Linked DNA regions of Homo sapiens: region 2 is linked to region 1. Evidence: chromatin contacts called from ENCODE Hi-C or POLR2A ChIA-PET data. All regions are on one chromosome and are shown on one strand. The core of a region is the stretch at or near the end of the contact, and the rest is flanking DNA. Distances in the headings are between cores, read along the strand shown.

Region 1 (3,907 bases), core at 140-2,639:
AAAATAAAAAAGACTACCTGTACTTCAGCTAAAATTAAACTATAATAGAAACTAATTGGATTGCAAACTAGTTGAACTACTTAAAGCTTTCCTTCACAAGATTATTTGTCAGAAGTTCTAATCCCTGATGCATATCAAAATCATCGTTTATTTTTTAAAATACCCATGCCCAGGACCCAGAGAGACTGATTCAATGGGTCTGCTGCTTAGTTTTGTTTTTCAAGTTCTCCAGGTAATAGCAGTCAGAGATGGAAATCATTGACCTAAGATTAAAACGCAACCTAAATTCAAGATATTTAATAAATTGCATTGGTTTATCTTCTTGATTGACATTACTAGATATCAGAATAAAAGTCTGGTATATTTTATTTGTTAACTCCAAATGCAAACAAAATACTTCAGCTATTTCATTGGGTCTAAATTTACTGTAGGGGCAAACTTTACACAAAATCACACAAGACTGCTAGCAGCAATTACATGCCCCTAGCAACACAAGGGTTAATTTTAGCATCATAAAACTCTCAGTTGGACCCACCAGTCTACTTAAAATTATGGTTAGGTTTATCTGCTTCATTCAAATCAATAGCTGCTTTACTTCCCCTGCTGAAACAGAGCTTGCCACCACAGCCATATTGATGTTACCCTTCTTATTGATTATCATCGTTCATATTCAGCCATAATTTGGATATTGCCAACCAACATTTCCAGCCAAGGACGCTTCAAAATAATGCATATAAATTGTGTCTTATTGATCACAGAACTTCTGCTGGCACTTAAGTATGTTGACATATAAACATGAACAGAAGTCCACAAGTTTGCATTTCTGATGTTTACAGAATTATAATTTATAGTAAAACAAACTTATGCTTTTAAAAAAATCACCTTCATAAAGTGGTATAAACACGAGGCTTAAATTGCAAAAACTATTAAAAGAATATAAAGTCCTACAGTTTTTTCAAATGATTTATGGAAAGAAAACGTCATTATTTCTCTTTTACACTTGATATCATTTAATTGCATTTTGCCACTTGCAAGATAAAAATAAATTTGCCAAATCATAATTACTGAAATCAAAAATTATAGTGTAATGAAATAATGTTTTCTTAAGAGATATATATGTGTATATCTTTTCTTATTTTAAGATTTCAAGAGTTCACAGTAAGATTAGCACAATGCTTGAGACACGTTTCCCAAAGATAGCTTGGCAGAAGCAGAGTAGAGCACTGTTATTAAATAAAACACATGGCCAAAGTCTCAACCTCTGTCATGAGGTGACTGCTGTTAACTCTTTATTAAGAGTTAACAGCTGCAGCTTTTCCCATAGAAAACAAGATAAACCAGGCAAACAGTGCACAGGTGCTGACCTGACCTGCTGCTGCTCAAAGTCTTGGAAAGGCCCACGTGACGTCATCAGGGGCACCGCCCTAACTCAGGGAAGTGAAGAAAGAGTTTCCTGGAGAAACTGAGGAATGATACATTCACAGACATATGTTGAGAAGCTGCCATCCTATCTCTCTATCACTTCCTTTGCTGTGTTCCCAGAGTGAGAGAAATGATAATTCTCACCGAAGGCACTCCACGGTCTCATGGTCTCGCCTGTGCTAGGAAGCCTGGGAGAATATATGCCACGTAGACTGTGTAACAGGAATAATATTTGGAAACTATGAGTGGTGTGTTTTTTCATCCCACGCCCTAGTCACATTCCCTGCACACATTCCATAGCTCCAGGGAAGAGGGAGAAGAAATGCCATTCTGGATGGACAAGAATACGAGCCAGGCAGGATGGGAAGTCAAAGCAAGCCTCTCGGGTCCAAGAGGAAGAAGATGGAGCCGATGAAGGATGGGCTGATGGATGGCAGCAGACAGTTGGACCCTGAATCCTGCCCCCTCATCCACCTCTGGATGGGAATCCTGGTACGGGGTGGAGCCGGGCTTCAGCTGGATTGGGGGAAGGCTGGAAGGTGAGGGATCTTGATACTCTGCTCTTCATTGGGAACTGCAGGAGGTGACTCCAGTCCTGGGCGTCACCCTGCCAGTACAGGGTAGGCACAGCGGGGTGGAAGTGGCAGCCCAGTGTAAGTCAGGTAGGGAAGAGTCCTGAGTAAGTGTCCCTCACCAACACTGGTTCCTATGGAGCAAAGGGGAGTGGAGAGTCCAGGAGATAAGGTGATAAGGGGTGAGGCAACTCTACCAGACAGGTCAGTTACAGGTCAAAGCTGAAATTCAAAAAGGTCTGCATTGCTAGGGAGAGCTAAGGTGGAGAGCCAGGTAAACGGGAGAGAAGCTGCACCAGCTCCATGGACTGCAGCAATAAGATCCCTGTCATGAGATCTACTACTCTGTGGTCACCTCAGCACTATTGACGTTTGGACCAGATAATTCTTCACTGATGGAGGCTGCCTACACATTGTAGAATGTTTAGCAGTATCCCTGCCCCCTACCCACCAGATGCCAGTAGCACTCCCCTCCCCTCTTCAGTAGTGATCATCAAAAACACCTCGGGACACCAAATGTCCCCTGAAGACAAACACTGTAGTAGGTTGAGAACTACTGCATCAGCCCTAGACACCGCTTGGAGAGGATGGCAAGGGAAGAGGCTGGAAAACTGAGCACCTATCCCAGAGACAGCTATTTCACACTGAGATCTCAAGGCCTGAAGAAAGTAAGATCCCATCAGTGGCAAGTTGAGGGACCTGACCCCTCCACCTCCACCCACCCATCCTTAGGCTACCCAGCCAAGTGGGTGCCCAAGAGCAATAGAAAATAACAACTCTGGGAAGAGCAGGCCATCACTCAATTTTACAGATGAGGAAACTGAGTTTCTAAGAGGTTAAGCTAACCATCCAAGGTCACACAACCAGTTAGTGGCTGAGCCAGCATTCAATGCCAGCGAGGCTCCCTCCAAAACCATGCTCATTCCTATACAACTCCCTTTCACACAGAGTGCCAAGTTAGAACTTCATGTGTATTGCAGTGTCATCTCAAGAAGACAGAGCTCCCGTTGGGAAGGAATGATATATGCCTCTATGCCAAGCATGTCATTTGTGCTCCATAAATATTTGCTGAATGAGTGAATGGATGAAACCCTCTCCTCTACCTCTGGGCTAAGCAGGCTGTTTCCCAAGGCCTCACTGCACCTGAAAAAACAAGAATGAAGATAAAGCAAAGGCTAACAATTGCAGGACCAGTGTTCCTTCTCAGAGATCCTTGAGCGAGGCAAAAATAATGTACAGCTGGCTTCCAATCAACAGCACTAATGCGTGAGTCAAGAGATAAGCTCAATGAGCTTGCAGAGGAGGGAGAGATGGGAGGGAGCAGTAGGAGCCAGGCAGGAGAGGAGGGACCTGGAGCAGTGACTTGGGCTCAATTTGGAAGGACCAGAAAATTAGTGGGGAAGACCACTCCAGAGTTGAGTTGGCACAAGAAGTAAGAGCAGCCAGGCGCAGTGGCTCACACCTGTAATCCCAGCACTTTGGGAGGCTGAGGTGGGCAGATCACCTGAGGTCCAGAATTTGAGACCAGCCTAGCCAACATGGCAAAACCCTGTCTATACTAAAAATACAAAAATTAGCTGGGCGTGGTGGCAGGCGCCTGTAATCCCAACACTTTGGGAGGCTGAGATGGGTGAAATGCTTCAGGCCAGGAGTTTGAGACCAGCCTGACCAACATGGTGAAACCCCATCTCTACAAAGAATACAAAAATTAGCCAGGCATTGTGGTGTGCACCTACAATCCCAGCTACTCGGGACGCTGAGGCACGAGAATCGCTTGAACCCGGAAGGCAGAGGCTGCAATGAGCCGAGATCGCGCCACTGCACTCCAGCCTGAGCAACATAGCAAAAAAAAAAAAAAAAAAAAAAAAAGGAGCTGGTACTGGGAAACAAGATGGCAAGATCGGGGCGGGGTG
Region 2 (3,848 bases), core at 583-3,082, 180 kb after region 1:
GGAAAAGATGTTTTCACTAGTCTTTCACTTATTTAACACTGAATTGTATATTGCCTTTCTCCCAGGTATGTCTTCGTCTTTACTCCCTCACTGGGCTTCCCAGAAAAGCAAGAACTGTAACAAACTAATTCACTGCTAGGCACAGACTAGGCACTTACTAAATATTAATGAGGAGACAAATGAAGTAGGGAGCTTCCTTGGAGAGAATTTAAAATGTAATTTGACATAGGACAAACATCAATTTGGACAAAACTTTTCAGAAACATATTAATCATTCAAAGCCAGGCATTTGTGCCTAATTCTTATCAGGCTTGGTTCCTCATTGTGTTATCTCCATGTTCCTAGCCTGAGCATTTACGTCACATCTTCGTGTACTTAACACTTTTTTTTTTTTTGAGGAAGGCGGCGGGGGAGACAGGATCTCACTCTGTCACCCAGGCTAAAGTGCAGTGGCGCTGTCATGGCTCACTGCAGCCTAAACCTCCTGGGCTCAGGTGATCTCCCACTTCAGCCTCCCAAGTAACTGGGGCTATAGGTGCACACCACCATGCCCAGCTAATTTTTTGTATTTTCAGTAGAAGTGGGGTTTCACCATGTTGCTCAGGCTGGTCTCAAATTCCTGGGCTCAAGCAATCTGCCCACTTTGGCCTCCCAAAGTGCTGGGATTACAGGTGTGAGCCACTGCACCCAGCCACATTTCTTATAGTAGCTCTGACAAGATATTTCTGTTCTTTTATTGGGCTATTACTTAGTAGGTGCTTTTAAAGCTTGTTGAAATAAAACAGAAATGAGTTAGACCAGTGAATCACTGGCATTTCCATTCTTCCAGATGACAACTCTGGAAGAATATCTAGGAAATGGGGACTGGTACAATTCTAGCTACCCTTTAGAAATCAGAACCCCAGTGGGGGCCCCAAAGCTAGATATAAGATCTGAATGCACACTACCATCACCATCAAGAATCCTCGGCCAAGAGAAAGTACAGTCTGGAAAATGATATAAACACTGGTTCTTGAAAAGAAAAATGCAAAACTGCTCCCCAAAATGCTCACCTTTTAAGAATTAAAAATGACATAAATAGCCATGAGTCAGCATATGCAAAAGTCAGGATTCCTAGTCCTCTGAAAAAGACTCTAAATCAGTGTTTAAATTGTTCATAGGAACAGAATCTATAAGGCAAGAACAGACTATCATGAAAAAAGAAAAAGATCTAGAAAAGAGCCCAAATGAAATTCTAGATATGAAAAAAGTCATTTTCATTGAAAATTCAGTGGAAGTGATGTGAACAGCTAAGGAAAAGGGTAAGTTGGAAGAAAGATCTAAGAAAATTATCTAGAATATACCAGAGAAGATGCAAAATATGAAAGCAAAATTGAGACAATGATAGAAGAGAAAAATCTAAGTTACTTCTAATAGGAGTCCCAGAAGAAACTATAAAATATGAAAGATAAGCAATATTTAAAATGAGTTTATGGCAAAATATTTCCAGAAAAGTCCTCAGATTAAAGGACTACACAGAGCTCCTAACGAAAACAAATTAAGTCCTAGACATACCAGATTGAAACAGAACGTCAAGAACTAAGAAGAAACATTTTTTAAATTACCTGAGATAGAAAAGTTTCATTATAAATAACACTGAGAGCAAACTTACCAGTAGTAATAAATGCCATAAGACAGAGTACTGAGGGAAAACATTAAACCTTATATTTTTACCAGTTAACTCATCATTTAAGCATGAAGGCAAAATAATTCCATGTAGGCCGGGCATGGTGTCTCATGCCTGTAATCCCAACTCTTTGTGAGGCCAAGGCAGGTGGATCACCTGTGGTCAGTAGTTCAAGACAAGCCTGGCCAACATGGCAAAACGCCAGCTCTACTAAAAATATAAAAATTGGCCAGGCGCAGTGACACATGCCTGTAGTCCCAGCTATTCGGGAGGCTGACACACAAGAATCAATCACTTGAACCCAGGAGGCGGAGATTGCAGTGAGCTGAGATCTCACCAGTGCTCTCCAGCCTGGGCGACAGGACAAGACTGTCTCAAAATAATTCCATGTAACAAAAACTGGGTTTACTGCTCAGGTCCTCTCTAAAAAGAACTCTGAAGAGTTCTTTCAACTAGAAAGAGGCTAAAGCATAAAGGCCAGGAGTGAGATGAAGCATCGATAAATTGGTTTTAAAAAAACAAATTGGAGTAAATGTAAATAAGTATTGACTGTAAAAATATTTTTTGAGACGAGATCTCATTCTGTTAGGCTGGAGTGTGGCAGCGCTGTCACGACTCACTGCAGCCTCAACCTCCTGGACTCAGGCAGTCCTCCTGCCTCACCATCCCGGAGTAGCTGGGACCACAGGTGCACACCACCACACCCAGCTAATTTAATTTGTAGAAACGGTCTTGTTGTGTTGCCCAAGCTGGTCTCCAACTCCTGGGCTCAGGCGATCTGCCTGCTTTGGCCTCCCAAAGTGCTGGGATTACAAGCGTGAGCCACCACACCTGGCCAAAATTATATAATTGTGTAACCAACTGGGAGGGCTGGCTATGGAGGGGCAAAATAAGCTGAAACTAACAATTAGCCAAAAATTACATGGAAGTTGTTTATGGTAGGAATAGAAATACTGATTAGCTTTGGACTTTTAAGTATGCATGTTGAAATACTGAGTACCATAATCAGAGAAATAGGTCAGCTGCAGTGGCTCACGTCTGTAATCCCAGCACTTTGGGAGGCCTAGGTGGGTGGATCACTTGCGGTCAAAAGTTCGAGACCAACTTGGCCAACATGGTGAAACCCTGTCTCTACTAAAAATACAAAAATTAGCCAGACGTGGTGGTGCACAGCTGTAATCCCAGCTACTCCGGAGGCTAAGGCAGGAGAATCCTTTGAACCTGGGAGGCAGAGGGTGTAGTGAGCCGAGATTGCACCACTGCACTCCATTCTGGGCCAGAGTGAGATCCGTCTCAAAATATAATAAAAAGTAGAACTTCCAACCAAGGAACATAATAGCATAAAAATCCAGTGTGGAAATAATACCTGGTGATCCTTTAAAGATAAAGCCTAAAGCCCCAACCAGTTCAGTCTTTTATGTGAAAGATGCACTTTTTGTGTTTCTCTACAGAGACATCTGAATGGGACAGATACTTCTTTCTCTCTGGAAGACTTATTCCAGTTGCTTTCATCACAGCCTGAAAATTCACTGGAGGTAATTGGAACTTTGGCTTTTATCCTCGCAGGAACATATCTGCACTGACCTTTTGGTGAACAAATACAACTCCTTTACTTGGATGACACAGCAGTTTAAAGTAATGCTTATTTTTACAGAAGCACTTCAGCTTAGAATTAACCAAATATGTATAGCATTCCTCTTTCCAAATAATCCCAAAGGTATAATCAAATTTAGACTAGTCATGGAAAACAGCGTGGAGATTTCTCAAAAAACTAAAAGAATTATCAGGTATTTATCCAAAGGAAAGGAAATCAGTGTATCAAAGGGACACCTGCACCCCCATGTTTATTGCAGCAATATTCACAATAGCCTTGTAGTTTTAGCGCTTAGAGGCATTTAAACAGCCTCTCTCCTCCAGACTACTTCACTGTAGTTTATTATCCCTGACCCTCCACAATGTGATTACCAACCGCTAGGATGAGTTGCATCTTATTATAAAGTAGCAAATTACAAGATTGTAACATTAGACTTTTTAAGAAAATCCAGTCAGCTTTTATACTAATCCATCTTAATTTCTAGGTTACTCAGAATTCCAGGTATTCTGATTTGGACTCACATCTCGTATTGTATTGCCTGTATTTAACTAGGAAGTTACTGCCAACAGCATCTATCTCTATTAAATG

What was found. A loop is a pair of places that touch in the nucleus more often than their neighbours do. ChIA-PET counts read pairs that join two places held with the same protein, here RNA polymerase II (POLR2A).
Region 2: a loop to region 1 is called in a map of Caco-2, with 2.3 times the contacts of the local background. The contact joins two enhancer-like sites. A Hi-C loop is called at or near these places in 1 of 168 maps with a recorded cell type or tissue (Caco-2). POLR2A ChIA-PET finds 5 or more read pairs at or near these places in 4 of 52 experiments (CD8-positive, alpha-beta memory T cell, H1, OCI-LY7 and 1 more).

What each region holds. Positions count from the first base shown.
Region 1 is chr7:26,004,507-26,008,413 of GRCh38, forward strand. The region is part of intron 6 of LOC105375199 (a long non-coding RNA gene); the gene reads right to left. Among named protein-coding and RNA genes, the nearest start is that of MIR148A, 56 kb to the left of the region's middle. Within about 2 kb of position 1,390, at least 3 of the 41 ENCODE cell types and tissues checked have a DNase peak (open chromatin) inside an H3K27ac peak, as active enhancers do.
Region 2 is chr7:26,180,584-26,184,431 of GRCh38, forward strand. NFE2L3 (NFE2 like bZIP transcription factor 3) reads left to right here. Exons shown (of 4, transcript NM_004289.7): 3 at 3,118-3,201. Among named protein-coding and RNA genes, the nearest start is that of HNRNPA2B1, 18 kb to the right of the region's middle. RefSeq lists an enhancer at 226-520. Within about 2 kb of position 1,833, at least 4 of the 41 ENCODE cell types and tissues checked have a DNase peak (open chromatin) inside an H3K27ac peak, as active enhancers do.